Linked DNA regions of Mus musculus: region 1 is linked to region 2. The links are chromatin loops, found by intact Hi-C in ENCODE. Cell type or tissue: gastrocnemius. All regions are shown on one strand. Links, peaks and the distances in the headings refer to the core of each region. The heading gives the core; the rest is flanking DNA.

Evidence for each region. Peaks named below come from ENCODE experiments on the same cell type or tissue, not always from the same donor. Only the 100,000 strongest peaks of a DNase experiment are listed, where the experiment ranks them.
Region 1: it touches region 2 in a loop (2.2-fold over the local background); 22 of 42 quality-filtered maps call a loop at or near these places.

What each region holds. Positions count from the first base shown.
Region 1 is chr4:135,665,579-135,681,478 of GRCm38, forward strand. No RefSeq gene overlaps it. Among named protein-coding and RNA genes, the nearest start is that of Ifnlr1, 13 kb to the right of the region's middle. In gastrocnemius, for the core only: no CTCF peak of the experiment used is centred there; a DNase peak (open chromatin) is centred at 7,266.
Region 2 is chr4:135,373,655-135,389,554 of GRCm38, forward strand. Ncmap (noncompact myelin associated protein) reads right to left here. Exons shown (of 5, transcript NM_145555.2): 2 at 6,998-7,184; 3 at 3,337-3,419. The coding sequence starts at 3,412. Among named protein-coding and RNA genes, the nearest start is that of Ncmap, 17 kb to the right of the region's middle. In gastrocnemius, for the core only: a CTCF peak has its summit at 8,866 (motif pointing right); a DNase peak (open chromatin) is centred at 8,864; H3K4me3 peaks cover 610 bases.

The sequences.
Region 1 (15,900 bases), core at 2,700-10,699, 290 kb after region 2:
ACAAATAAACACACTTGTTAGAAACACTTGGCAGGGTGGGGGTGGGGGGGTGGGGGGGGGGACTAAAGCAGAGAGCTAGGAAATTCAAAACTCCCGTGGGCTGCATAGCTAGATAAGTAAATAAATAAATAAATAAATAGGCTTGCAATTTGTTGAGGCTGTGGTCTCAAGAGACACTACCAGGCCTGCAGAAGCCAAGCTGCAACCAGTGGGCTGGCTGGCCACCCTCTGTGTCAGGATAACGTGGAGAGCTAAGAGGCCCAGCACCTGCATCTCTCCATTAGCATCTAGCCCAGCATTGGACAAGGCACTGACAATGAGGGCAGGAGGGTGGTGGTGTGTGACTGGCGAAAGTCAGTGTCTGTAGCTATCAGGAGACTGAGTACTTAAGGCTAGGTTCCTCTCAGCTTGCCTGTGACCCAAGCTTGGGCACATACAGGAGGACACAGGGCAGGAAGGCCTCTGCAGTATCAAGGCAGGGAAGAGAATCCAGCCTGCACAGGAAGGTGGCCCACGGGTGACATGTCAGATCACTTGAGTTTGGGAGACTGGACAGGAAGTCCAGGTAGGATGGACACCTTGGGGGTAGTTGGACAGCGTGGCCTGAACCTATTAACCAAAGGAGAGCAAGAAGAGTGTCTGAGAGGACCAGACCGATGGGGGGTGAAGGGGGTGGGGTGGGCAGAAACTCTGTTCATTGTACCCAGAAGGGTTAAGTCTTAGCTAGGACCATCAACAGACCTTTCTCCAGGTAAAAGTCACCACCCACTTCCTGGATCTCTGTGGGCAAAGAAGTGTTAAGATCGCCGCCCTCTGGACACTCCAGGAATTACACTCTTCCACCGACGTTGGAAAGGTCCGAAACAGCAAGCAATGGAGACTAATTCTAGAACATTCTGGCTGACACAACAGTTCGACATCTTTGCTGCTGCTTTTTCTCTTGCTGGTTAGATGCTCGCAATGGCCTCAGCATTGAACTGAGCAATTTTCTTGAATGGTCATGGCGAATTTGATAGAGATATGAGCCTTCAGCCAGCATCCTCTTACTCAAAAGCTTGTTTTTAACCATATCCTTAGACTCTGTCAAGCCTGAGGAAGGCTTGATCCTGGCCTCAGCTCTTGGTAGCAGCTGTCTCGAGCTCTAAATTGAGGAGGATCCTGAGTGTGGGGATGAATTGGTAATGTCTGCCAGGAGTGCCGCAAGGGATGGACGGAGCCACGAATTGGTCTTCACGCCTCACGTGGTCCACCTGCTGGAGCCTTGTTATCTTCAAGAGACCTCGAGAAAGGCATCAGGTTTGGTCCTTTCGTCTCCTGTCTTTCTTCATGTGTTGAATGACCTCAGTGGCACTCCAGATTTACCACATTTAAATATGAACCCCTAAACCCATCTCCTCCACTCAATAGAAGGTCTCGGTCCACTGAAGATGATACCAATATCGTCCCTGCTGCCCTCTTCTCTAGCTTCTCATCCGAACTCATAGTCGCTCTCACTGGCTTTGCTTTTGAAGTAAGCTCCTGACTAGGACCACTTCTTCCCACCTCCTGAGCTGCTACCACCTGGAGCTGGTTACAGCCTGGCTGCCTCACCAGCCTTTGCCACTATAGTCCTCAAAGGTTAGTCTCAGCCTGAGGCTCCCTGGTGTTCTCAGGGCTCTTTTGCATAAAATAAACACAGGTGGGGGGAGAGGATTCATAGAGGGAAGGGAAGATAAGGGAATTCTCACTCTGATCTGATGGATAAGAAAGAATGGAAGCCCAGAATAATAGTATTGTTGGCGCGAAGAACATATATACACAGCGGAAGCTGCCAAGCCAGGCTTGCTTGAGAGCTGTTACCTGCCATCTCCCTCCCTAGTGTGCCCCTCTGGTTCCCAGAGCCTTCCGATGGACACATCCAAAACTTTCAGGTAGGAAGGATGTCAAGGATGTTGGTCTTATCCTGCCGCCCCCCCCCCCCGCCCCCGCGCCAAAAAACTGACCTGGTGATATAATTATCAGGCTTGCAGCGTGGGTCACTTTCCTTTGGTGTATGGTGCCCCCTTGTGTTCATATTAGGAAGTGTATGCAATTATCTAAAAATGCTTCTGGGCAAGGAGTGGGGTTTGGAGGCTGGTCCGGGTGGCTTGATCCCTCCTAGCTGGATTCGTCCATCCGTCAGTGAATAAAGCACGCACCCACGCATGTGAGGGTCATGCTCCAACATACAGGCCTTTATTCCTTCTACTCGGAACAACTCTGAAGTCGTTAGAAATTGGAAGGGCTTTTTGTTTTGTTTTTATTATGAAGGTTTGAGTTGTATCCTGATCTTATAAGATATATGCTCAGTGAAATTTTCTTACAGAATCTAAGTACTGTCCATGTTGCATGTCTTTGAAAAATGCAGCTACAAATGGTAGCGGAAGTCTCTGAAGACTAGCTAGCTTCACGATTACATTTGTTTAACCTTGTAGGGGCGAGGATTGCAGGCTGTGCCCAAGGCTCCAGTACATTTACATTGTAGTTGTTTTTAGATTTTTATTATCTTTGCGGGGGAGGCAGAGAATGTGCATGTGTGTGCATATGCATGCATGCGTGCACATGCCCGTGTGTGTGTGTGTGTGTGTGTGTGTGTGTGTGTTTATGTGTGTGCTGCAAGAGGGGAGTTTCTTTTCTTTTCTTTTCTTTTCTTTTTTTTTTTTTTTTTTTTTTTTTTTTTTTGGTTTTTCGAGACAGGGTTTCTCTGTGTAGCCCTGGCTGTCCTGGACCTCGCTCTGTAGACCAGGCTGGCCTCGAACTCAGAAATCCGCCTGCCTCTACCTCCCAAGTGCTGGGATTAAAGGCGTGCGCCACCAAGCCCGGCAAGAGGGTAGTTTCTAAGCACCCCACTTTACCCAAGTATTCTGCAGTCACGGGGAGCAGGAAGAGCAAGACAACAGAACTGAAGAGAAGGCAAAAGAATGTTCGGACCAAGTTTCTTAGACAGATATACAAGACCAGCTCTGGCAATGTGTTCAGAGATCCAAGGAGGGGATGTGGGATCAGTGATGATATTGGGCAGGCACACACTCACTCACACTTGGTGGATGAAGCAAGCTGCAACCACTTTATACACACACACATTTGATGGATGGATCAAAGCTCCAACAACTTTACACAGACAGACAGACAGACATTCACATACTTAGTGGATGGAGTAAAGCTCCAATCACTTTACATACACATATAACACATACACACATTTTTGGTGGATGGACCAGACTCCAACAAGCAAGCTTCAACAACTTTATTTTTCCCCTGTAGCTTATATATTTCAGTAAACCTTTAAAGTGGTATAGAATTACAATGTGACTATATTCTAGTTTTCTTCTAGTGACTGATTATGAAAAAAAAAAAAAACAACCCACTGTGTTCCCTAATACCTTTACAAGAAATAACATTATGTAGTACAGGTAAAAAAAAAAAAAAAAAAAAAAAAACCAAATTATTCCCAAGAACCCTCATACATTCGTAACTAAGTATCTTGTTATAGATTAACAAAGTGTGAGCAAGCAAGGTAGTTTTCTCAGTCAACTTTTCTTACTGACAGGCAGCAGTTTGTGGTCACAAAGGATTAATCGTCTTATTATTTATCTTAAAAAGTAATCTTCTAGAAAAATCTTAAAAGAATCACAAATCCAAGTTTCTATATTAAAAAATCAGTGATTTCTATTTTTAATCCTCGAGGTGAAAATCTACTCATTAAATTATATCAGGAAGCTGACGGTAAAAATGGGTACAAAATTGTTACCTTGCTCACCAGCCTGGCCTCAGCAAGAGTCAGCCAGTGCTGCCATTGTTCTTGTTCCCTGACCTTAAAAAGGCCTTAGCTCAATTGGTAAGAGTGTGTCCTTCTGAGCTGCAGACTGATCCCTAAGATTTTTCTACATCAGAGCCACTAGCAAAAGACATCTTAACCTAGCTTTACCAACCATCTAGATCTCCAAATTCTGTCTCCGAGTGGTGATCAGTGATCGTGGCTAACAATATACATCTCTAAGTTCTTTCTGAGTGGGGTGGAGGAATTGTTAATCTGCTCCAGCAGCAATGGGGCAATGCTGGGGGAAGATCAACCACTGCTTTTTCAGAGTCAGTGACTCTACCCAGTGTGGGGCTGGAAACCCATTAGAGTCTTCATACAACTGAGAGCATGACATCCCCAGGACACGACATCCTCAGGGCTCTGCCTTTCCAAGACACACTGTGGGCCTGGGGGATGGAGGGGATAGGGGGAGGGGGAGAGCCCATATCTGGCCAGAGTTCCTGTGCTCTAGGTGGGCAGACACAGGAGGACTGCTGGACACTTTCCACTAGACCCGAGTGGGCATCTGGCTGCGTGAAGCCACTGACCCCACTTGGCGGGGAGTGAACAAGAGTAACTTCAACAGGAGCCAGGGGTCCAGGAGACATGAGGGAATGCCTTCCATCCCATGTAGGTGAATTATCACCACCAGGTCCTACCAGAGTTCATGACCTCAGCTCGACTGAAGACTAGGCTGTCTGTGTATAGCCCATTGCCCCACAGCACACCATTGCGGTTGTACCAACTGGTGGGTCACATTCCGTAAGTTCTAAATGTGTGGTTGCTCCTGCACTGTCCTCTGCAATACAAGAACAAGTCCAAGACCAGAATGGTCCCTGATTGTGTCCCAGGTCACACAGCAGATAATACAATTGGGTTTATTATTATCAAACCCCAACTTCTGAGTTCCCCTCTGACTCCAGCAACCTAGAAAACACCAATGGAAATATAAATTAGCAACGCCTTGAGACACACCTATTGACAAGACATTTTAAGTCGGATGAGTTCCAGACTTGGCACTGAAGTTGGGGAAAGGGTCTTGAGTGTTCTACTGGTGGGAATTTAGTTGGCTAAGTGACAGTGGCGAACAGTTGGTCATGTTTGTTGAGATGTTAAATGTCCACACCCTGTGACCCAACAGATCCACACCAGGGCAGTATCTGTCCTGGAGAAACGTGTGCCCAGGTACACAAGGGTCGAGAATAGAAAGATAACTGGGGTGTTGGCCATGAAGAAAAAATTACATGTGTTCAGCTATTCATCCATGGGCATGGGTCAACTATAGCACACAGGAACCAAGGAAGACTGTATGCAGGAGAGCACCCTCTCAATGCGAAGGGAGGAAAATGTTGAGTCAGAGTTATTTAAAGGCATCTAAAAGAAATCGTATTGGTACACACCCCGTGTAACTTAAATTTCATTTTGGAAAAGGTACAACCAGGAAGTAAAGAAAGGAAGAATAAAAGGAAGCAGAGAGAATGTTCCCAAGAGACTGCTGCACACAGTAGGTCCAAAACATCAGCCAAGGGGAAACAAGAGACCTTTTAAGGAGGTCAGTGGGAAGTGGGTCCTGGAACAGACTCTGATTTTTCCAGAAGGTTCTGGCAGACATTTGAGCCTCAAGCTGGGCACTCGGGTATCTGCCTCTGCATGTCTGTCCTGCGCCTGCAGACCTGGGCTGCACCTGCAGACCTGGGAGCTCTGTGGAGAGCTTGGAAGGGCAGATAAGGTTTGGAAGAGCCTGGCCGCTCTTACAGGAAAGAGAGAGGAAGGGAATTTCCGATGGGAATGCCTCTCCCCCTCCACTCCCACCATCTCTGTATGAGTATCAGACTCCTCCATACCCCAGGGCCTAGACCGTCCCATCCCACCTCACCGAATAGCAGGCTGAGGTCAGATGCTGGCCCAAGGTCAGGTCCAAGACAAGGTAAGAAATCCTAGGCTTGTTCTAAAGCAGCCACAAGCCATGAAGGTCAAAGTGCACTTCCGCCATTCACAAACTGTGCACCCACAGGAGCCCTCTTGACCTGAGAGAACTCACACCCCAAACAGGTCAGCCTGAAATGTGTATTTACTTATGTGTGCAGGAGTGTTTGGCCTGCATGTATCTATCCAGATGTTCCAGATGTGTACCTGGTGCCTGAGGAGCCAGAAGAGAGTGTCAGGTCCCCTGGAACTGAAGTTACAGGTGGTTATAAGCTGCCATATGGGTGCTGAGAATTGAACCTGGGTCCTCAGCACGAACAGCCAGTGCTCTTAACCTCTGGGCCATCTCTCCAGCCCCATAAGTTACCCTTTTAACATGTACAGTTTCAATACATTCACATCGTTGTGTATATTAATCCATCACCAACATCTAATTCAATAGCGAACTGTGCACCCAGGAACAGACACAGACACATTCCCTTCCCTGCCCCACCCCCCTCAAGCCCCTAACAACAGCTAACAACTTTCTTAGCATCTCCGTAGACCTGCCCATTCTCCACATCATACATGGAAGCTGAATCCTGCACCACACAGCTTTTTACACTGGCTTTGTTCCCTTGGCACCCGCATTCCCACAGCTTGGTTCCCACAGCTCGCCTGCTGTGGCTAGCTAGCATCAGGACTTCATTAGTTTACTGCCCAATAGGATTTCATTGAATGGATATGCCACAACCTGCTGCCCTGCTCCCTGGTTAGTGGGAGTGTGGTGGTCTCCCCTTTCATCTTTGTAAGTAAAGAAGCTATGAGCATCCACAATTGTGATCTTGGATCTCTGGAATGAATCACAACTAAGTATACAATGGTGGTAATTCAGTTCAGCTTTCAGAGGAGTGGATAAAATGTTGTCTGCCGAATCTGCACACCTCACATCCCCCTGAGCCTCAGCTGCCCTTTGTAGGATGGTGAAAGGCAGCCCAGTTTCTGGTTGAGCTAGGTTGGAAATCCTGGTGGCCTCGCAGGAGATCACCCTGCAAGAAACGGTAGGCGTTTTGCCATGTTCCTGGACACCAGGCTTCTGACATAAGGCTGCAGCTCTTCATAGCTCTGTGGTCATCACTCACATAAAGGCAACGCCCCAAGCCCCTCCAGAGGTAGAGGATTTGACCTGTGGTCTCATAGCCTCAAGACAGACCTCCATTTTAATGAGGTACCTGAAGGCCTGGAGGCTTAGCCAATAAACTCCAGTTCCCAGACACTCCTCTCTGCAAAAGGTATTTAACCTCAGGGCGGCACTGAGAAAGTGGGGTATGGTTTTACTCAGCACAACTCTCCGCCATGACAATAAATGCCTTCAAACCATGGACTGTCTCTTTTCATCGCCTTGGGGAGCAATGGAGCAGGCCTTTGCCTAAAGAGCCTCCGCTAATCTCTCGCAGGAGGCCTCTCAGCGCTCCCAGCCATGGCCTCCACCAAGCCAAGCCACTCTGCCAAACAAGACAAGGATTCTCTCCCCCCTGGAACCCAGCCCAAGCTCTCCCTGCCTTTCCTCATCGACCCCGGACTACATCCAGCCCGCAGGCCCCCAATCAGTTCTTTCGCAGCATCCAGCCGAGTCTGGGTGTCCAAGAGCTCGGGAACCAGACGACCCCAGCCTCCTTGCAGGCCTGGGGACCCCCGAGCCAGCTCCAGCAGTCCCTGGGGACCTCAGACTGCGCCCCCCCCCCAAGCAGTGTCCAACGGCTTTTCATAGCCCGATGCCTGCGGGGCGCTGTGGGGTAAGCGCAGTCAAAACTTCCCGCGGCCTGAGCCCCGATTGGATGTGGGACACCCCACTAACCCAACAGCCCTTGACAAAGACTCAGGGTGCAGATTTACCTTCAGCCTAGCTGTAGACAGCGAACAAAGGACACGGAGAAAGAAGTGTATACTTAGGAGCTGCTCTGGAAGCAGTGGGTACTGAGAGGGGGAAGAAAGAATCCGCGACTCTGCAGGCCACCGTGCCTCTTCCTGTCCACTCATTCTCAGTCCAACAGAACCTACTCTGTTTGTTTCTTACTTATTTGCAAAAATTTGGTGGTTGTTACTTTTGGACGAAAATTCCAGCCACCCGGAGACAGACAGACAGACAGACCATCACACACGGTACATGAGAGCAGGAATCAGAAGTAAGTGTTCTTAAAGTGTGAGGACTGATCTAGCCTCAGGCTGGGGCTCTTGACGAATTAGCAATCCCCAAGTGTGGTGACATCAGGTCACTGGAGGAGACTTCTGTGAACAAGGTTGGTGTGGACAGTCACATCAGTTGTTTGTCCACACAGCATCTTCCAGCCCACTATAGCTACTAGCTAGACTGACCAATGAAGGCAGCCCATCCTTCTAGTCACACAGATTGGTTAGGGGCACGTGTTCCAAATCAGCCAATCAGAAACTTTCTCTGCCAGACCGCCCTCCAAGGCCCCCACCTTAGCCACACCCACCTTTGAAATTCCCAGTGTGGTGGATTGTAGAATTTATGTTTTGCCTAAGGTGGTTTGAGGTACACCCTTCTTCATGTACCTCACCAGCTGCAGAACTTGCTGTTTATATGTGGAGTGTGTGTGGTATGTATGTGTTCACGTGTATACTGGCGAATGTGCTTGTGCGAGTGCATATGGAAGCCAAATGCCGAGGTCCAATGTCATCCTCAATAGTTTTCCACTTCATGTTCTGAGACAAAAGTCTCTCACTGAACTTGAAGCTCATTGATTGGCTAGCCTGGAATGATTGGCTAGCCTGGCCAAAAAGCTGAGACGATGTAAGTGAGGACGTTTTTAGGAGATTATGAGGTGGTAAAGTGACCCCCTTTCCCTTCCAAATCATAGTGGTCCAGATCTTCCTGTTACAGTATGCCTTCCCATGATCCTCTGGAAAAGTGCACAGGTGGTGGTGGTGGTGGTGGGAACAACATTGTATCATGTATCAATGTGACAATGTATCATGTAGGGCACAGAGGGTAATGGCTGGGGCTGTCAGTGTGACAGAATACAAGATCACCTAGGAGATTTTAGTGCCTCTGGGCATCCCTATAGAGAATTATTTTGATGACAGTAATTAACGTGGGAAAGGCCACCTTATTGTGTGGGGGATGGCTTGGGGGACAGGGGATCTTGGACTGTAAAAGATGGAGAAAGCAAGTCCAGTGCTTGTATGGATGCTTCTATCCCTCTCTGCTTCCTGCCTTCTTATGCCGTGACCCGCTGCTATAAGCTCTTGGACTTACTTCCCTGACAGAACTGACTTACCTTCAACTGTGAGCCAAAATACACCCTTGTAGGGCATGTGGATTGTGCCACCAGATGGGCACTGGATTGGTGAGGTGGAGCATGCTCAGACCGCAGGAATCTCAGAGATTTAAGATGGTGGGAGTAGGGCTGCCTGCTCTCTATGTCCATGTTTGCTCTTGTTATGCCCAGTTCTTGGGAACCCCAGGAGACCGCCAGAAATCGTGCCACCGATGTAAACACAGAGTCTAGACCCAGATCGGATCACAGCCTTCCTTGCTCTGCAGGTTAGAAATGAGGGGCTCAGGGTATATATGGGGCTCTCGAGCCCTGGTGTTACATGATTGGGCAGAGGATGAAGGAATACCATCCTTCAGGACCAATAATGTTTGTTCAGACATGCAGCTGAAAAAGGACCTTTTTGACCTGGGAAGAAATAACTTGTTATAAATTGCCCTGTTTGTATTTTGATGCTAATTCCACTTCCCCAAGAGAGGCTGCCTCGGACAAGGAGTGAATCACAAACTCACGTGACTTCATGTGAACGTTCTCCCCATTTTATCTTGTAAAATAAAGGCTAGAACTGGTGATTGGGCAGTGGAAGGGAAAGGTGGAGCTGAAAGTTTTAGAGAAAGGGAGAGAAAGGAGGAGGGGGAGAGCGGAGAGGAAGGAGAGAGAGGAAGCCGGAAGAGGAGGAGGTGGAAGGAAAATGGAGCAGAAGCACGTGGCCTAGAGAAACCGCAAGTGGCAGGGATCTCATAGCTGGGGGATAGAGTAGTGCAGTGGTGATCGGCCCAATCTAGGTGCGCAGCTTGTATCCATATGAATTGTGTTTTCCTTGCACGGGCTTATTTGGGTTGGAGATTTACCACAATAACTCACTCCCTTATGGGAGGCTAGTGGAGTTTTACAAACCCATCACAGCTGTCTGGGAACACCTAATTGCCTCTTTTCCACAGCTCACGAGTGGGGGGCGTGATGACTTCAAGGAATTTCTGTCTCTTTCAAAGGCAGGAGTCATCTGCGTCAGGGAAGTGCTGGCTGTTAGATGTAACTGGAGAGAGAGTGCAGCCAGGGGTTAAGGCTGAGAGGGAGGCTAGGACAGGCAGCCTTTTGTTTGCCCTCTTCAAAGGCAGGAGGCATCTGGACTGGGGCAGGCAGAAAGGGGGTTGGGGGGAAGCTACCTTGGTTCTTCACTCTGCATCATGTAACCACCATCCTCAACTAAGGTGACCACAGTCAAATAACACAGCCCCTGGAACACCTCCTCCAGCTAAATGAAGCGATAAATGACCTCCCTTCCTAAATATTCTCATGCCCCTCCCCAAAATTATATACTCCCCAGTTCACTCTGAATAAGACTTATGCATTCATCCACTGCCAACAAAGAAATATGAGCAAACTAAGATTGTCTCAGAGAGCTGCTTCATTGAAGATCGCCATTGGGAAGGCCTTTCTTCACCTAAGCTAGCTGAAACACTAAGCCTCCTCCTTCTTCTCTCTTCTCCCAGTTCTCTGCACTTGGCACTCACTCTTAACCAGACTGGGATCTTACTGGTCCTGGGGCCCCCGACCTCCCCTTCTGGCCGGGTGGACACAGGCGCTCTAACACCGGATGGGAGGCTCCACTGAGGACCACCTTCCGGACTTTGCCCCGTCTTCCCCGAACCGGTATATTTGTGGCCTCCGGATACCTCCAGAGGAGAGGCAGACCACAGGACCAACAGCCCTTTCTCCTTTAAGCTGCTTTTGTCGGGGTGTTGTATCATCTGAGAAAGAAGAAAAGAAATGATGGTATGCATGTGCAGCAGTTGGGGGGGGGGGGGGAGCAAAAAACCAAAACCCGCCCTGGTGCTGTAGTGTCTGATATAGCAGGGACAATCAAACTTCAGCCTCAAGGATAGTTACCCACTACAGGGTCTTCTGACCTGGCCACAGTTTCCTGGGTCTCTCATATATAACTCCTTACCTACCTGATATCAAACGAGAGCCTATTAAATCTCAGCCATGGGAGGAAGTGTGACCTCGAAGACTTTCTGATACTGAGGTTTAATGAGTCATAAGCCAAATTCGGCTCAGTAAATATTGAGTGGTGCATGGGCCAGCCAGAAGCCAAGAGGAGGACTAAGTGACTGGAGTATGTGGAATGTTCCTGACCGAGCCCCAGTCAATAAAAGTTTTCTTGTTCACTGCTCAGTGGACTGCTGCTGTGTGCCAGGCCTTGTCATTGAGGCCGTATTAAGGAGGGGAATTCTTTTTTTGTTTGTTTGTTTGTTTGTTTGTTTTTTCAAGACAGGGTTTCTCTGTATAGTCCTGGCTGTCCTGGAACTCACTTTGTAGACCATGCTGGCCTCGAACTCAGAATCTGCCTGCCTCTGCCTCTGGAGTGCTGGGATTAAAGGCGTGAGCCACCACGCCCGGCTAAGGAAGGGAATTCTTAAAAGCACACACAAAAGTAATTTCTCTTATGATAACAGTTTATCCCCCAAATCCACATCGCCCCGAACGCAGTGGCTTTGGGAAATGAGGCTAAATGGGGGTGTTCAGGTTGTGTGGGCTTAGCCCTCACGAACAGGTTTCCAGTCACCATAAAAATGGCTTTCGTGCGGAAGATTCTTCCCTGCTCTTCTCCACCTGAGAGCAGAGTGTGCCTTAAAGCAAGATGCTGCCACGCTGGCCTTGGCCTTCCCAGAGAAACAGATTTCTGTTCTTTAGAAGTCACCTGCTATTAAAGTTTGAATCTAATATGACTCGGGGCCCTTAGCGTCCTGATTTTTTAGTTTGGTTGGGTTAGGTTTGGGATGATAGCCGTTGTTAAGACAGGAATCCATGTAGCCCAGGCTGCCCTATAACTCACTATGTAGTCACAGAGAACCTGTTCCTTCTGTCTTCATTTCCTGATATCTGGGGTTACAGCCATGAGCCACTGTGCTTGTCTCATGGCATTCTGGGAAATCTAATCCGGCGCTTCATCATAGTAGACACGCACTCTACTGCCTGACCCCCAACCCCAGGCTTCAGGGTTATGGTTTGAATGTCCAGCTCTCAGGTTTTGGTGCTGTTCTGGTGGCTATGGAGTCTTTGGCTCCAAGATCTGGCTGGAAGGAATAGTTCACTGGAGATGGGCCCGTGGTTCTGAGCCATTTCTCTGCTTCCTGGGATGCCAACATGTGTGTGGCTCCTTGCCCACAGCGCATGCTCTCACCACCATTACCCACGGCTCGTGCTCCCACCACCGTGAACAGACACCTCGTCACACTCCTGTTCCCACAGACAGGGTTATTCTACCTTTTCTTCTAAGCTGAACTGAAGTGGGTCTCAGAGACCCTGAGCTCAAATAAACCCTCCTTCCTTCAAGTTGCTTCTTCAAGGTATTTGTCGTGGGTATTATTAGAAAAACAACCTGCCTAGTTTGTGGGATTCTGCTCCCAGTATACAAAGCACAAGTCAATAGAGAGCAAACTAAAGCCAAGGTCAGAGAAGGCTCCCGAGGAAGAAGCAAGAATAGGTGTTGACTGTTTGACAAAAAGGCGGGGGAGGGGTAAACCAGGGAGAAAATTCTGGGCACAGATAATAAATAGTATTAGACAAGACTAAAGACAGGAGCAAAAAGGGGGACCTTTGTGACTCTGGCTGGAACAGAGATCCAGAGGGGAACTTGTGGGGTAGGCTGAGGCCTTTTGGCTACTGGGAGGTTATCTCGAAGCTCTTTATGGACTGGAGACTTTCCAGGTAACTTTCCAAGGAGACTTCTAGGCCTAGGATAGAGTCTGTTCTAAATGGGTAAGTGAGATGGCACCACAGGTGGAAGGTGTTCTTTCCTGTGACCCAGCAGTGTGCCGGGGTGGCTCACACAAGCCCTGGAGCGACTTGTACCCCATGACCTAGTGCTTCAAGGAAGCCACAGACTGGCTGTTCATACCCTGAGACTGGCTGTCCATACCCTGAGACTGGCTGTCCATACCCTGAGACTGGCTGTCCATACCCTGAGACTGGCTGTCCATACCCTGAGACTGGCTGTTCATTCTCTGAGACTGGCTGTTCATTCTCTGAGACTGGCTGTTCATTCTCTGAGACTGGCTGTTCATTCTCTGAGACTGGCTGTCCATACCCTGAGACTGGCTGTTCATTCTCTGAGACTGGCTGTCCATACCCTGAGACTGGCTGTTCATTCTCTGAGACTTGCTGTCCATTCTCTGAGACTGGCTGTCCATACCCTGAGACTGGCTGTTCATTCTCTGAGACTGGCTGTTCATTCTCTGAGACTGGCTGTTCATTCTCTGAGACTGGCTGTCAATACCCTGAGACTGGCTGTCCATACCCTGAGACTGGCTGTCCATACCCTGAGACTGGCTGTTCATTCTCTGAGACTGGCTGTTCATTCTCTGAGACTGGCTGTTCATTCTCTGAGACTGGCTGTCCATACCCTGAGACTGGCTGTTCATTCTCTGAGACTTGCTGTCCATTCTCTGAGACTGGCTGTCCATACCCTGAGACTGGCTGTTCATTCTCTGAGACTTGCTGTCCATTCTCTGAGACTGGGTGTCCATACCCTGAGACTGGCTGTTCATTCTCTGAGACTGGCTGTCCATACCCTGAGACTGGCTGTTCATTCTCTGAGACTGGCTGTCCATACCCTGAGACTGGCTGTTCGTTCTCTGAGACTGGCTGTCCATACCCTGAGACTGACTGTTCATATCCTGAAACTGGGTGTTCATACCCTGAGACTGGCTGTTCATTCTCTGAGACTGACTGTTCATACCCTGAGACTGCCCGTTCATACCCTGAAACTGGCTGTTCATACCCTGAGACTGGCTGGTCCAGCCACACAGACCTGCCAGCCGCCCTGCCCCAGACACTGAGAACACTTTGCAGCACAGTTACTTCCACTTAATAGCCCTACCTAACCGCAGGTCTGGTATTTGGTACCCATAGCGCCAGCCACTGGTTACAGCCAGGGGCTGTGATCTTTGCAAATCAGGAAGAAGTTAATACTTGGGGCTTTCCATCTGGATTGCCCTTGGCTGTCTAGAAGGTGAATAGCAGAAGTCTAAAAACCACAGGTCTTGAGGGCAGACAGACAGGGTCTAAATTCAGCTGTCATTATACTTAGCTGTGTGATATATAACCCATGAGTTCCACCAGCTAAAGGGAAATATTAGCACTAGTCACTGATGAGGTTACAGAAGCAAACGTTAAAACATCTGTCCTATAGCATCCTGTAGCACCGCAGGGCAACAAGGACCAATAAAAAGTGCCACCAACGTTTATCGATAAGGTGACATCAGTAGAGGTGCTGGGAATGTGGCTCAGTTAATAGAGTGCACAGACCCCTGACACCTCTCAGGTCAGGCAAGCACATGCTGACAGCCCCAGCTTTCTAGAGGTGGAGGCAGGGGGATTGGAAGTTCAAGATCATCATTAGGTAGAATTGGTTTGGGCATTCTAACTTATCCAGACTGTGGCCACAAAATATCCTTTCAAAAACCAAGGCATGTGGACACAGTTTCCTAATTGAAATGATTTTGTGGGTGGGGAAGCCTGGGAGAACTTGTAGGCAGATCTGTGGGGAAAGAGCCAGAGACGGAGGCGGGGCATTCGACTTAGTAAATAGAGACCCCTGTCCCCTCGGCCAGTCTCCTAGCTTGGCGGGCTTCTAGGTCTGAAAGGTTTGCAGGGTGGAGAAGTCAGATCGTCTAAGGAGGGGTAAGACACTAAACTCTTCCCACTCTCGTCCATGAAGCAGGGTGAAGCAGGGCTGCAGGACCTGAAGGCAGAAATTCTACAACAGTTTGTGTGTCCCAAATGTCTGTCGCCCTGGCTGAACTCAGGGTAACTTTTGGATCCAGCAAATTCTGTGAAAAGTCATCTCTCCCAGGAGCTGGTGAGAGAGACCTGAACTGAGAGCCAGGTGGGACCCAGCGTTGGGTGTTGGGTCAGGACTGAAGCTCAGGAGCTCCTCTGCTTTGTCTGGTCCTCTTTTGTAGGTTTTGTCCCACCTGACCAGCTGTCACCAATGCCCAGGCAGAGAACAGAGTAGTGACCCAGGGGCAGTGTGACCGGGGAGTCTGACAGGCCAGGTTCTGAATGGGACTGGGTCTGAGTCTTGCACCTTCCAGCTCACTAGGCTCTCAGAAGGAAGTTTCCACATCTGTAGAGAGGAGAGAAGGAGAAGGGGGGGAGGGAGGAGGGAAGAGGAAGAGAGTGTGGGAGGGGAGGGGAGGGGAGGGGAGGGGAGGGGGTAGAGAAAGGAGGAGAAAATGTTGATTCTTATGTCATGACAGGGGCCATGAGATGGACTGGAAAGCGAAGAAAATGAATGAGAATAGTTTCAGACAGCTGTCCTGGTCTCCTTCTCTGAGGAGAACCAAGATTGTTTACTTAGGGACCGTGGAAGCCACACTCCTCCCGTTGACTCCTCCATCCCCAAAGCTTCCTGTCCTCTCTAACAAGCCAGTGCTTTTGCTAGCCAGCTCTCAGTCAGACTCAGTAAGTAAAACCTTTTATTTCTGAAACCCCTCCACCTTCAGGGTTGTGGATCCACACAGCTATGGTTAGTTTTAGAATAAGAGTGACCTTTCTCATGGGAAAATAGGACCCGCTACTTTGTATACAGATTTAATTTTTTCTAATTAAAATTTAAAAACATGATTAGAGAGCAGAGGCTTTTAAAGGAAAAGGCTATGTGAGGTGCTGACACAGGACAACAAGGCAAATGAAAGTGTGTGGGTGACAGAGTGAGTTCAGGGCTAACCTGGGCTACTTAGTGAGACATGACCTCCAGGGGGCCTGGGTGGCAGTGTGCTTGCCTATAGCATGCCTTAGGCCTTTGATTCAATCCTCAGCACTGTCAAACAATTTTTTTAAAAAAATCCTTTTGGGGCTGGAGAGATG
Region 2 (15,900 bases), core at 4,165-12,164:
CCTGAGTTCAATTCACAGCAACCCCATGGTGGCTCACAACTATCTATAAACGGATCTGATGCCCTCTTCTGGTGTGTCTGATGACAGCTACAGTGCACTCATATAAATAAAATAAATAAATTCTTAAAAAAAAAAGTCAGTCTTCTGTCTGAAACAGCTGCCCTACGGGACTAACTGTCTTACATATGCAGTAGTTAAAAGGACACCTGGATTTCCAGTCGTGGTAGTGCACACCTGGGATCCAGCCATGGTAGTGCACACCTGGGATCCAGCCATGGTAGTGCACACCTGGGATCCAGCCATGGTAGTGCACACCTGGGATCCAGCCATGGTAGTACACACCTGGGATCCAGCCATGGTAGTGCACACCTGGGATCCAGCCGTGGTAGTGCACACCTGGGATCCAGCACTCAAGGCAGAGGCAGAAGGATCAGGAGTTACAGGTCATCTTCAACTACACAGAAAGTTCAAGTCCAGTCTAAACTACATGTCTCCGGCTGGAGAGCTGGCTCAGTGGTTAAGAGCACTGACTGCTCTTCCAGAGGTCCTGAGTTCAATTCCCAGCAACCACATGGTGGCTTACAACCATCTGTAATGGGATCCGATACACTCTCCTGGTGTGTGTCTGAAGACAGCTACAGTGTACTCATATATAAATAAATAAATAAATAAATAAATAAATAAATAAACTACATGTCTCCTGTCCTAAAACAGAATAAAGCTAAATAAGGGGGCTGGAGAGATGGATCTGCAGCTAAGAGTACACACTCTTCTTGCAAAGGAACCAGTTTTGGGTTCCTAGTACCTACATCATATGGCTCACAACCACCTGTAACTCCAGGAACACAGGCGCGCGCACGCACGTGCGCACACACACACACACACACACACACACCCAGCTCAGACAATTTCGTGTGTTATCTTATGGTACTATCACCTCCATCCCTCCATGCGTTTACCTGTTCTCCATGGTTTCAATGACTGCACACTACCCAGTTTTGGTTGTACCATGTTCCGTTCATCAAGTTCCTACTGAGATCATTTGTGTTTTCAATCTTTTGCTCTTACACACAAGGCTAGTATGCATGTCCTGTAGTGCACTGGGTCACAGGCTAAGCTCAATACATTTTCAATGGCAAACTCCCAAATGTCCGAGAACAACATCCTTGTCAGAGTTTTGAAAACCTCAAGAACCACAAATACGGGGGTTGGTGAGATGGCTCAGTGGTTAGGAGTGCCGACTGCTATTCCAAAGGTCCTGAGTTCAAATCCCAGCAACCACATGGTGGCTCACAACCATTCATAATGAGATCTGATGAGCTCTTCTGGAGTATCTGAAGACAGCTACAGTGTATATAATAAATAAATAAATAAATAAATATTTAAAAAAATACATTCACGCTTAAGCTTAATCTGTCACTTCAGAGGGAATTTCATATTTAGGGGGTAACTAATCTTTTTTTTTTTCTTTTTTGGTTTTTTGAGACAGGGTTTCTCTGTATAGCTCTGGCTGTCCTGGAACTCACTTTGTAGACCAGGCTGGCCTCAAACTCAGAAATCCACCTGCCTCTGCCTCCCGAGTGCTGGGATTAAAGGCTTGCGCCACTACACCTGGCAGGGGGGTAACTAATCCTCAATGTTGAAAGGCTGTTTGAAACAAAAGGCTGTCTGTTAACAAAATTACTGACATGCTAAGTGGGTTAATAAGGTAGTCTAGCCCATAAAATAAATACTTTGGAATGCTTTCAATGACGATTTTTGGAAACTATAAATAGCTCAGGAACACTTAAGACCATCTCAGGCACGGAGACTAGACTACAACATTATAAAACACTAACATACATGACTGGAAACACAAGGTTCAGCTAAAGACACCAGATACAAGACCAGAGAGATGGCTCAGTGGTTTGTAAGTACAGGCTGCTCTTCCAGAGGACCCAGCTTCCATTCCCAGCATCCACACCGGCTGTAACTCTAGTTTCTGGGTATCTGGCGCCCTCTTCTGGCCTTCACAGGTACTACACACAGTGCAGTACACTTACATGCTAGCAAACACTCATGCTATATTAAAAAAAAAGCCAAATACAAAGAACACATATGGCTCTCTTCCCCATCATAAAAGACTCAAAACCATATGTAACTAATCAGTATGTGTGTGTGGGGGGGCATCCTTTGAGGAACAGGATCTTGAAGTCATTGGTATCCCTCCGTTTCTGGTGTCACGGTGAATACACTTTGCTGTGGAGTTACCTCCATCTGATCAGCCTGTGGGCCTGTGTCTGCAGGGCCATTTTCCTGAATAATGATTGAGGTGAGAGGTCCTGGGTTGTATCAGAAAACAGGCTGAGCAGGCCATAGGAGCAGGCTAGTGAGCAGCACCCCTCCCTGGTCGCTGCTTCCGTTCCTGCATTCCTGTTCCTGCCTCTCAGGTTCCCATGACGATAAACTGTAAGCCTTAAGCTAAAATAAACCCTTTCCTCCCCGAGTAGCTTTTAACGATGGTGTTCATTACAGCAGTAGAGACATAAACTAATATACAAGGTCTCGTACAGCTCAAGTTGTTCTTGGACTTAATGTGTAGCTGAAGATAACCTTGAACTCTCAATCTTCCCGTTCCCACATCGCCAGTGCTGGGAATAAAACCCAGGCCTTTATGAGGGTCTGCTGGGCAAACGCTCTACCAACTGAACAGTGGTATTGCACGCCTTTAATCCCAGGACTCTGGAGGCAGATCTCTGAGTCTGAGGACAGCCTGGTCTATAGAGTTAGGTCCAGAAGAGCCAGGGCTACACAGAGAAACCCTCAAAAACAGGGGGCAGGGGGAGAAAAAATAGTAAATGAGCTGTTACCTTTTAATTCTGTTGTTGTCATCTTCAAGGCAGAATCTCCCTCTGGATAGCCCTGTCTGGCCTTTGAACTCACAGAGATCCTCCTGCCTCTGCTTTCCCCAGTGTTGGAATTAAAGGTGTGCACTACCAAACTTAGCAAGCAGTTAACTTTTCAAGGAGACCCACTTCAGTCTCTTGAGAGATTCGAACTCCCATCCCTCCCTGGACTCCAGGACTTGCTGGAGACAAAGAGGAGCAGCAGCTCATTGTGCCACGGCGCTTGGGGTGGTTAATGTGCTGTGCGTATCTACAGGAACCAGGCCCTTCCTCCTGGGGCTCATTTACACTCTCACAACAACCTCTTGCAGGGTCTTCATTAGGATGCTCTGTCTCACAGGTGAGGGAACTGAGGCCCAGGACAAAGCAGCCATGTAGGGTTGGCAAGTGATGGGACCAGGAAGCTGACCCCAGAACTGGCCCTGGCCACCTTCCCCCAAGTCCACCTTACTCTTATACAGGGCGTCCTCTCCCCTGGTCATGTTCAGCGAGAAGACGGCGTCCCCCAAAGTGGTGGCTGTGGTCATCTCGCCCCTGCTGAAAACAAAGGAGAACTTTTGCTTACAACTTGGATTAGGCTCTCGGTCTTAGCACCACCTTCCTTGAGATTCCTGCGCCATGAGAGGGAAGAGGCGGAAGAAGAGAATGCGCAGGCTGAAGCGCAAGAGAAAAGAGATGAGGATGAGGGCCAAGCAAACCAGCCTGTGCCCCCACGACGCCTGCGGGAGCAGAAGTGAGGGATGCTCAAGGCCGGGACACCGGAACAAGCTGTCGGACTGTGTGCTGCTGTCGGTAGTAAGTCTCAGGAGACCTGCAACGTCACCTCGTCACAATCACCTGGGAAAATGACTGCCTTTCCTAGGACCAAAACAGTCCCGCTGGCCCTCTGCCCTGGACCTTTGGCACTCTGGACTAGTTCTGGTCTCTCTTGTGGCCAAGTGTAACTCATGCACAATCAATCCTCTTGCTGTCAGCTGAAGAATCAAAAAGCAAAGAAACAAACAAACAAAACCAAAAAACCTTGGATTAGTCTTACCATGCCCGTACAAAGCCTCTTTCCCTCATTTCCTGGATGATCCTAGAACTCTCAAACACACAGTTTCTTTGGACAGCAAGTAAAGATGAGGCCTGTTCCTAAAAGCAGTACCCCAGAAGTGTAAGGAACGTCCCTCCCTCCCTTCTCCCTTCCCTTCCTCCCACCTCTTCTGACAGGGTCTCACATAGCCTAGGCAGCCTGATGGTGACCTTGAACTCCACCTCCCCAGGTGGCTGGGATCACAGATGTGCGCCGCCACCTTGCTTGGCAAGGAACTCGGAACTTGGTTTTTCTTTTTGAAATATTTTTTATTTATTTAGACTTACTTTATTTTTTGGGTATGAGTCCTTTCACTTGTCTGTCTGTCTGTCTGTCTGTCTGGTGCAGGTGGCAGTCAGAAGCAGGCATAAGACCTTTTGGGACTGAATTTACAGATGGCTGTGTGCTGCCCTGTAGAGTCTGGGAATAGAACCCAGGTCTTCAGGGAGAGCAGCCAGTGTTCTTAACCACTCAGCCATCTCTCCAGCCTAGAAACTTGTGGGGTTTTTTTTTTTCAAAGCAGTGTGAATTCATTACACTTCTCCTAGGTCACTAGTAGGAAGACAAACTCAACCCAGTAAGGTCAGGGTGGGTTGGGAGGTGCATAGTTAGATGTCTCGCCACCAGGAGGGAATGCCAGGATTGACCGAGCATGCCTCGGAAGCAGGCTGGTGCTCTAAATTGGTTGTTCTGAACTACAGGGGTCAGGAAAAGACGGGAAATAAGCAAAATTTCACTTCACTATTTTAGAGTCTGAGGATCTAGCTCAGTAGTAGAGCAAGTGTCTGGTATGTGAAGCCCTGGGTTTTATCCCTCTATATCTCTATCTATAGATCTACAGATCTAGATCTAGATAGACAGACATAGATATTTAGATACATAGATATATAGACGTAGATAGATAGATAGAGAGAGAGATAGATAGAGAGATAGAGATAGACAGAGATAGAGATAGAGACAGAGACAGAGATAGCTATACAGATAGACATGTGCCAGCTCCGCTGGATTGCTGAGACAAGGAACCCGCCTTTTCCTCTTGTTTCTGTTCTGGCTGCCTCAGGTTTCAGCCCCCTACTCTCTAGACCAGCGGCTCTCAACTTTCCTCATGCTGTGACCCTTTAATACAGTTCCTCATGTTGTGGTGACCCCCAATCGTAAAATTATTTTCGTTGCTACTTCATAACTGCAACTTGGTTACTGTTAGGAATCGTGACGTAAACATCTGATATGCAGGATACCTGACAGGCGACGCCTGTGAAAGGAGTCGGGACCTACAGGTCAAGAACCTTGCTCTAGAGTAAGGCCCCCAAGCCCTTCCGCCAACATTCTCCCAGCTACAATGGAAACAGGGACAGGCATCTGCCTGAGACATGAGGGAGGCCATCTTCACTCACTTGGAGGCTCTGTCAACTACTACCATAAGACGGATCTTGGTGGCCTGGCCCTGTTCATCTATAGGCCAGGCTCTCCCTTCAGTTTCTCTGCCCCACTGCGAGTTCAGGGTCCTAACTCCCACCCTGGTTCTTGTGATTTTTCAGGGCCTCCATGGCTCAGCTCCTCCTCCAGGAAACGTACAGGGCTCTACAGACCTCCCCTGTCTTCTGTCCCGGGCTCTGGTCACCTGATTGCCTTAGACAAGCTGGGGTGGGCCACATACTCCCCAGCAGGAAGAACACAGCCTCAAGCCACCACCCTTCCCTGAAGACTCCCACCCAGACAGCGTTAGCAAGGTTGTTCTCTCTTGTCCCACAGCCTCTGTGAGTCAGAAAGCACAGCTAGTGTCCCTGCCTTGTCTTTGCACACTCCCTGTCGCCCCCTGAAGATATAGCCTCGTCTGGTTCTTCTTTAGCTCTGTCTACCAGGTACAGCCTCATCTCCCTGTTGCCAGTGGGAGGACGGCAGCAAGGGACAGAACCCCTCCCAGCTTCTGCTTGTCTGAAAATGAAAGGCCTGGCCCTAAGGGAGCTGAGACTAGGACTAAGCTGTGAGCACTACTTTTTGTTTTTTGAGATGGCACTTCATGTATTCCAGGTCGGCTTCGAATCCACTATATAGCTAATGATGAGCCTGAACTGACCCTCTGGCCGCCACGTCTCCAGCGCTGCTGGGATTATAGGTGTGTGCACTGAGCCTAGGGCTTCACGCTTGCTAGGCAAGCACTCTGCCCACTGAGCAACATCTCAAGCCTGGAATGTGTTGCTATTAGGAGTTCAGTGAGCCTGGGCATAGTGAGAATTCCTGTAATCCCAGCGCCGCAGAGATGCAGGCAGGACGGTCAGGATTTCAAGGTTATCCTCAGCTCCAAACGGAGTTGAAGCTAGCCCAGGATAAGTGAGATACTCTCTCTAAAGAAATAAACAAATACATAGGCTAAAGATGAGAAATCAGGATGGCGGGCTCCCTGCTCGGCTCTTGAAGACGGACCCCTGCCTTTGACGCCACAGTGAGGCAGACGTGCTAATAAGGCGCATTTGCCCAAACCTTCTGTGTAACCCCAGTACAAGTACCTGCTCCCAGTACAAGATGCCACAGAAAACAGGGTTTCCTTTCCCATGGCTTCCCATCGGGACCTGAGGCTCAGAGCTACAAAGCTCACTCTTGTGCTCAGTTAGTCTGCAAACTGAAGAGCAGCCCCCTGGAATGCCCGTGTTCTGCCACCCCTCTGCCCTGAGATGCACCTGGTGGGAGCAGTGACCAGTCATTGCAGTAACACTCAGATGCACACATACACACACACATGCATACACATGCCCACTCCCACCCACTCCCTGATTCACACAAACATACACACATGTGTACTCATGCACACATATAAACACATAGCCAAACATACATACACCCTCATACCCACTCCCACTCATTCCCCTATAAATATACACACATGTACATATGCACATATAAACACATATACACACATACATATGCCCTCATACCCCCTCGCATCGTTACAGATTCATTCAAGCATACATATATGTATACACATAGATACACACATGTATAAACACACACACACACACACACACACACACACACTGACCAGTGAGTAGTCTCCCAAGGACACAGGACACAGGATCCTCCTCAGGTCCGTCCGGGTTCACCTCCTGGGTGCTGGGTTCAGGTGCCGGTGGCGGCCAGTCACTCCTCCTTCAAGAAGAACAGTGAGCAACCCCAGAGCCGATCTTGCCTCATGCCGGCAGCGACAGCTCTCAATGGCATCTCTGTTCCTGCCACATCAGAGAAGGTGGGAGGAGGGCGGTGAACACTGATGGCTACGGGTGTGGATGCTTTCATGTGTGGGGGCCCCAGCAACCGTAGCTAACCAAGCCAGACCCAAGACAGGGGACTGTGCATGCCCATGGCCGTGGGACGTCGGGATACTCGGGACGGCAAGGCTGGCCTTTCCAGACCACAGCTAATTTCACAACTACGGTAATGAGCATGGCTCTTGGCCTCCCCAGGCAGGATCCTATTCCACCCTCATCCTCATTCTGGAGGGGAGGGTGCAGCCACGGCACCCACTGCACAGAGGAGGCATCCGAGGTGCAGAGTAGACAGGAGCCCCACCTAATGTAGCTGTTAGCCAAAGCTATACCAGGCCATAGGCTGAGTTCTGGGACGCCCAGCCAGTCACTGTGAATCCCCTCCCCCTCCCTTAGACTGCTTCCCAGAGAACACACACAGAAGAGATGGCCTTCGTGAGTATTGAGATGGACAGAAACCCAAGATGGCTAAGGATGGTTCCACTCACAGAGCCAGAATGCTTACTCCAGCTTTGATCCCAGCTCCTACCGTGCCGGCTCTTGAACACACTCTGACATACTTCAGCCTAACTTTACTCAAGCTAGCGTCTCCGTCTCCACAAGAGCCGGTTGTTCCCTCTGCTGGTTAACTGGTCCTGTGTGGGGGCTGGGCTGGGAAGTGGCGGAGGTCATGACCCTTTACATACTGACTCATCCTCCCTTTGACTCCCCCTGGGGTCAAGTGTAAGAACTGTTATCAGGAGGATAAATGCTGTCCCCCTCCAACACCTCAATACATCTCCGCCCTAGCCCTCCCTGTGCTTCCAAGCTTCTCCCTGGAGAAGACAAGAAAACCAAATCCCCAGCAGACAAACTCACAAATATCCACCCGCAACCCAGAGTTTCAGTAAAGCGATTCGGCTTCCATGAGTGCGACAGAGCCCGGTAGGTAACACTCTTGCCTAACACACAAGAAGCAGCCTCAGGCCGGGCGTGGTGGCACACGTCTTTAATCCCAGCACTTGGGAGGCAGAGGCAGGCGGATTTCTGAGTTCGAGGCCAGCCTGGTCTACAAAGTGAGTTCCAAGACAGCCAGGGCTACACAGAGAAACCCTGTATCAAAAAACCAAATAAATAAATAAATAAATAAAAGAAGCAGCCTCAGGCTCAGTCCTCAGCACTGTATCAATGGTGTCACACCTGAAACATGGAAGGGTCAGAAATTCAAGGTCATCATTGGCTACACATTAAGTATGAGTTCAGCCTGGGCTACATGAAACCCTTACCTCAGCAATTAAAAAAAAAAAAATTAAAACGTGAAATCGGGGCATTTGCTGCCAAACCTGATGATCCAAGTTTAACCCCCACATGATTTATGAAGAGGGGGGACTTGTACAAGTTGTCCTTTAAGCTCTACCCATGCATCATCAAACATACACAAAATAAATAAATAATTAAGAAGCTTAAATGAGATTAAAGAAAAGTTCCGACTTTCCGAAATACTGGCGCTTTTTGGAGCTACAGACAATGACGATCACTTTGTCATCACCCCACCCCCAATCTCGCTGCTGGCCCTATTCCCTTTTACCATCTTTTCCACAAACCAAACCTGTGAAACCTCATGGATTCCCTACTGCGGATAGCAGCGTGGCAATTCTACCTCTGTCCAGCAGGTGGCGGTAGCAGTTAGCGGTAGGTCGGTAACTAGCCTGCGGAACCCAAGCGTCTAAGGATTTCTTCCTACCCTGGAAAAGAGCAATTCTGTGGTCTCTGAAAACGTTCTTCTTGGTTAAATATCTTCCATTTCAGCAATCCTTAAAGTGGGCTATCGGGAGCCTGAAATATTTATAATGGCTTTTATTTTCTTTTCAGAAACACAGACTTGGGAAGCTGTGGCTGTCTTGGAACTTTTTACATAGAGCAGACTGGCTTCAAATTCCCAGTCATCCAAGAGCTGTGCCCTCATGCTAGGCTCAAAAATTTTTTTTTTTTGGTCCACGATCCCTGCCTGAATTCTGTCATTACAACCCAGGCCTCCTTACCTTACCTGTCTTTCACAGTTCCTGTTTGGACCTGTTCCAGTAGAGCTTTTCCACTGGTCTTGTGGGAATTAGATTAGATGGGAACTGTAGCTGGGTGTGATGGCACACACCCAGGAACCCCACCACTGGGGAGGATCGTGAGTTGGAGGCCAGCCTGGAGCTAGAAGGCTATGTCTAACAACAACAACAACAACCACCTAAGCCGCAGTGTCTGGGGTATAGCTCACTGGTACAATGCGTCCCTGGCCTGCCCTAGGGTCATGCCCTGGGTGTAGTGGTAAACCTAGCACTCTCCGACACAGAGCTATAGGCAGGAGAATCGGGAGACAAGGGCACGTACCTGGGGTGAGATGTCTGTCTGAAGGGAGTAGGGAGAGAGGATTCTACCAGCCACGGACACTCCCCACTCTCTGGACAGACAGACAGGTGACTGATCGGCTGCTGGGGTTAGGTAGATGAGCTACAGCGGAATCTAAGCTCCCCGCCGAGGCCAAGGGAGAGATCTTCACTTCTACTTCAACACCGGCCCCCCCAGTGCTTCCTCATCTGCCACATCCTCCATGAGAACCCCAGGAGGCAGCTGCTCCTGTGTCCACAGCCTTCTCCTTTACAATCAGGGAAACTGAGGACCAAGAGAGCCTCGGGATGCATGTAGAGAGGAAGCGTGGAGCAGGGTACAGCAACAGCAAAGAGAGGCATAAAATAACTCGCCCTTGACCCACAGTAACAACCAGGCCTGTCGAGAACCCCCACCCCGTTTCTCTTTTAGTGCCCTGCTGCCGTGGCAGTATTGCTCCCATGAAGCGAGAGAACTCGGAGTTACTGAGTCACTTACTGAAAGCAAGAGGCAGGAGAGATAACTCAGCAGGTAACAGTGCTCAGAGCACAAGCCTGACCCAAGAGAGAACCGACTCCCCAAAGTCATTCACTCTCCCTTCCCCCCACTTCTCTCGCTCATATGCACACACACATGCACCCACACCCCCATGTGCACACATTGCACACATCATATATACACATAATAGTAATGTTTTCCCCCACCCCACAGTCACATACAGGTGTGCATATGGAGGATAGAAGTTAACTTGGGTGTCATTCCTCAAGTGCGACCCACGGGTTTTATGAGACAGGATCATTTGCTGGCCTGAAGTTCATCACATACTGGCTTAGGTAGTGAGCCCCAGGGATCCTTCTGTCTCTGCCTCCCCAGCTCTGGAATGAAAGGCACTGCCTGCTTCCCAGCTTTTTATGTGGTTGCTGGGGCGTGTCAAACTCAGGTCCTCACGCTTGTGCGGCAAGCATGTCATTGACTGAGCCATCTCTCCAGCGGGCCTCCCCCATTGTTTTTAGATGTATTGATCTTATTGTAGTGTGTGAGAGTTCTGACTGTGTTTATCCACCACATGCTACCTGGTGCCCAGGTCAGAAGAAGGTGTCAGAGTTCCTAGAATTGGAGTTATAGATGGTTGGGAGCCACCGTGTGGAGGTTGTAATTGAACCTGGGTCCTCTGAAGGAGTAACCAGAGAGCTCTTAACCACTAGCCATCTCTCCAGCCTGTTTTTGTCTGTCTTCAGAAATAAGGCCTGGGGCTGGTGATATGGCTCAGCGGGTAAGAGCACTGACTGCTCTTCCGAAGGTCCTGAGTTCAATTCCCAGCAACCACATGGTGGCTCACAATCACCCATAATGAGATCTGATGCCCTCTTATGGTGTGTCTGAAGTCAGCTACAGTGATCTTATGTATAATAATAATAAAGAAATCTTTTTTAAAAAAGAAAAAGAAAAGAAAAAGAAATAAGGCCTGTTAGAAATGGGAAAGCAGGGCTGGAGAGATGGCTCAGTGGTTAAGAGCACTGACTGCTCTTCCAGAGGTCTTGAGTTCAATTCCCAGCAACCACATGATGGCTCACAACCATTCGGAATGAGATCTGATGCACTCTCCTGGTGTGTTACAATCTACTCACATATAATAAATAAATACATCTTTTTTAAACAAAAAGGAGATCACTATAATAATTCCGGTTACTCTACACGGTGAACTGCTACAAGTTTGAAGTTTGAGTCCAGCCTGATCTTACTCTGTAACTCCACCCCTTACCTCAGTTTCCCAAGTGCTGGGGTCACAGAGCCGTGTATCGTGTGTGACATTGTCTGGATTTGGGTTCCTGCCTCTCCTTCTGCCATTCCTGAGGACGTGGCAGGCTCCAAGTGCTTACCATGTGTGACTTACAGAGAGAAAAGCTCGCTGGGGTGGGGGCTCTCAACCCGTGGGTCCTGACCCCGTTGGGGTAATGTCTCATATCAGATATCCTGCCTCTCAGATAGTTACATCACAATTCATAACCATAGCAAAATTACAGTTATGAAGTAGCGATGAAATAATCTCAGGGTTGGGGTCAGTACAACGCGAGGAACTCTATCAAAGGGTCGCATCGTAGGCAGATTGAGACTCACTGCTCTGCTCAATGGAGACACGGTGTCCCAGGAACCCAGTGCTCCAGTGTCTAGGCAGGCCACCCTTTCAGGGAGCCCATATCTCCTGATCTGTAGCCTCACACGGGAGCATGGCAGAGACCCTGATAGCTGGAATGTTGGCCTGAGAGGGAGGGAGGGGTCCTGGATTTAAATCTTACCTTTGTTGCTCATTGGCTGCGGGACTGTTCCAAAGTCACTTGTTCCGTCTAGTGTACAGCTTTCTGTCCCGTGGAATGGGACAGTCGGGACCCAGTGACCTTCCTCTCAGCTGCTCACTACCTTAAGACGTTGGGCTTCCTGAGTGGTTCAGGGTGTGGCCCCTCACCCTCCCCACGCTGGCTTGCCTAGCACAGTCTCTATTCCAGAGAGAGTACACCCCCTGTTTCCTGCCCAAGTCAGGACCTGGCAGGGCAGGGCTGCAGCGAGGACTGCAGACAGACCAATCCCAACTTCTGAAGCTGCCCGCGGTGAGCGCTGGACGGCTGCCAGTCACAATAGGCCTGAAGGTACAGAGGGGCATTTGTCCGGGGACCGGAGCCTCATGTAAACCTGTGCTCTTGCTTTGGCAAGCCACCTCCTTTTCTCCACAGCCTCTGGGGCTGCAGTAGCAGCTCCTGCTTGGCTGTGTGTTTGAGGGGAGGGGGGGATGGGCACGCCATTCGGATCCCTCTGTGGGGCTGGAAGCTTCGGGAAGAAAGTGGGTGGGAAGAGAGGCAGACCGTCATTTGTGCAGGGTCACACTGAGGGTCACAGAGAGGGTAGAAGGACTGCACAGTGGAAGACAGGAAATGCTCTGAACACAGCCAGGGGTGGTCAAGAGGGCCAGGGACTGGTTCTGGACTCCCTCACTGACTAGACAAGAGACTGTGGGCACAGAACTCCCTTCTCTTCTGGCCTTGGTTTGCTCTGCTGTAAAATGGGGTGACTGTCTCCACCTCAGGCTGAGAGGACTCTATCAAATAAAGTTATTAGTGAATACCCAGTGAGGTATAGTAACAATAACGGTTTGGACCCAGACGGGCTTGGATCTTCATGCTACCTGCTAAGCAATTCAACTGGCAGTGTTTACCTACAAGGCTGTAGCTTGATTCCCCATCACAGCATAGACTGGGCGAGGTGGTGCACACCTGTAATCCCAGCACCCAGAGGGTGAAGTAGAAGGGGCAGGAGTTCAAGGAGCTCAACAAAAGAGAGTATTAGTTCCTTGCTTGCTGCCGTGACAAAACTCTTGACAAAGTCAATGTAAGGAAGGGCTTATTTGGCTCACGGTTTGAGGAAGGGCTTATGACCCTCAACGGCTCATGGCCCTGTTGAGGGTACAACAGTCATGGAGGGGAGGGGCTGGTGCAAAGAGGTGGCTGGCTGGTCACACTGTGTCTGGAGTGAGGAAGGAGACCGGTCAGGAGTCGGTTGCATGGTGGTAGCTACTGGCACTCAGGTGACATCTTCCCTTGCTCTCCCAGGGTACCCAGTGGTGCTGGTAGAATTTCGGACGGATCTGCTCATTTTACTTATCCTAGTTTAGGGACGTCCTCATAGACAGGCCATGAAGCCTGCTTCTTGTGGGATTCTGTCGAGTCAATATTTCTCACCATACCTCTAAGGACTTTTTATTTTTTAACATGGGGGTCACATTTTCTTCCACCTTAAAAAGTGCTGCCCAGTTTCTTTTTTCCTTGTTGAGACAGTCTTATGTCATAGGCCAGGTGAGCCTGAAATTCATGATCCTCTGACCCCAGCCTCCTATATTCTGAGATTCCAAGGGGGAGAGCCCACAACTGTCCATTCCCCAACCATGATTTGATTTGATTTTACTTTATTTGTTTGTTTGGTTTGGGAGACAGGGTTTTTCTTTGTAGCCCTGGCTGTCCTGGAACTTACTCTGTAGACCAGGCTGGCTTTGAACTCAGAGATCTGCAACCCTGAGTACTGGGACTAAAGGCGTGTGCCACCACCGGCCCGGCTTCCCTATCTTTGACTTTAAAATAAGCTATAATCTCATTGGAGGGCCTTCAAAATATTGTGGGGCTCCCTACAGTACCTGGTGACTCTCACATGGGTTCAGCATTCTCTAGGTGCCTGTCTGTCTGGGCATCCTGTCCCAGCCTGTCCCGTATCTGCCGGACCCCGTGTCTTCACCTCTGAGGATCCTCTCCAGACCTCAGAGTCCTGGGACCTGATGCCTCACTCTCTGCAGAGCTGAGCTCAGGGCCTTGGTTTGTGAAAAATGTCCTCTTGTGAAAATGTCCTCTTGTGAAAATGTCCTCTTGTGAAAATGTCCTCTTGGTTTGTGAAAAATATCTACGTGGCACATATTCTGGTCCCAGAGGCTGAGTATATGCTGTGTCTAGAGGCTGATAGGATCCCAAGAATTTCAGTTGTGGGCAGGCCATCCTGCTGTGGCCAGGGCCTCCATGTGTTTTAGCTGGAGTGGCCATGGTGAACACTCCTAATGGCTCTGTGCCTGAGGCCTCACACTCTCATCTGTCTGAAGCCCCATCGCATCCCCTTTACCTCACACCCAAGGACCCTTAGATTCCAAGAACCTAACTCATCACAGTTGCAAGTATCAGAGGGAGACCCAGGCACCTTGTGCTTCCCAGAGCCCCCACTGTCTCCCTCAGCAGGCTGTAGGGACTATGGAAGATACTCTGAGGTGTGCAGAGACCAGACAAATGTATTGGGCACAGAAGAGGCTGGGTAGACGCCCTGGATGTGTCAGGGTACTGAGCAGGGAAGGTACCCTGTCACTGTACGTTTCTGGGAACTGTGTGTCCCCAGCTGGCTCCGAGTGTCAGAGAACCCTGGCCAGGAGGGGCTGTTGCTAAACAGGCTAGCAGGGACTTCATTTCCTTACCAAGAAGTCCAGAGTCGCATGTTTACCACAGAGCAGAGCGCTACAGAACTATGACACTCTGTCCATTCGGGTGCCTTTAAGTAGCTATGAGGGAGAAGCTCAGAGTCTTAGAGGAGAGGGGTGAAGGCAGAAGGCCCTGGGTCCAAAGCTTATGTTGGGGGCTTATCGGCACCATTTACTCTACAGAGATTGGTAAGGCAGAGAGAGGAAGAGAGATCTGGCTGGGCTCAACTGTGGGAATGCAGACTGGGTGGGGGGACAAAGGACATTCAGGAAGGGGAAGAGGGTTGCCTGGCCTGGGATTCTGGACTATACAAAAGGAGAGGGGAACTGTCATGCTCTGCTTCCTGACTCTGGATGCAGTGTGACCAGCCGCTTCCACATCCTACCACCATGCCTCCCACGCAGTGATGGACTGTGTGCCCTTGAACCGGGAGTCAAAATAAACCCTTTTTCCCTAAAGTTTGTTTGTTTGTTTGTTTAAATAGACTTATTTATGTATGTGAGTATACTGTCCTACGTTCAGACACACCAGAAGAGGGCATCTGATTCCATTACAGATGGTTGTGAGCCACTATGTGGTTGCTGGGAATTGAACTCAGGACCTCTGGGAGAGCAGTCAGTGGTTACTGAGCCATCTCCCCAGTACCCCACAAAGTTGCTTTTTTATCGGGGTGCTTTATCATAGCAGCAGGACAGTAGCTGAGACAGCGTGGGTTTGCTGTTAGGATAAAATGAAATATGTATAAAAGCCCTCAGCTGGCACAAAGCCGCACTGGACAGATTCGCTTCCTTACCGAACCTGCTGGATGGTCTCCACGCTCGCCCAGCTTGCAGTCCAATCAAGACAAAATCAGAGCTGGGGTGGGGGAGGAGAGAGGGTAAGGGGGAGGTGGGGGGGTGCGTGGTGCTTAGTCAGTCAAGCACTTGCCCCAAAAGCATGAGGACCCAAGGAAAAAGGCTGGGTGTGGAGGGGTCTATCTGCCTGCCTGTCTGTGTATAATCTCAGGGGTGGGGGGTTGGGGAGTAGAGGGAGGTAGATCCGTATGTAGATCCTGTATAGAGCACCGAGTGCTGTGACACACATGGGGGAGTTGTCTAACAAGGAGGAGTCCCTGAGTTCAGGTGACAGCCAGGTAGAGGAGTGTAGAAACTCACAGGCTTCAGACCCTGAGCATCTCTTTTGCCTGGACTCTGATCAAAACCCAGAGGGCACCCGGAGAGCAGAGGCAGGTGGATCTCTGTGAGTTCCAGTACAGCCAGAGCTACATAGACCCTGTCTCAAAGTCAAAATCCAAACAAAACAAAACAAAACAAAAAACATAA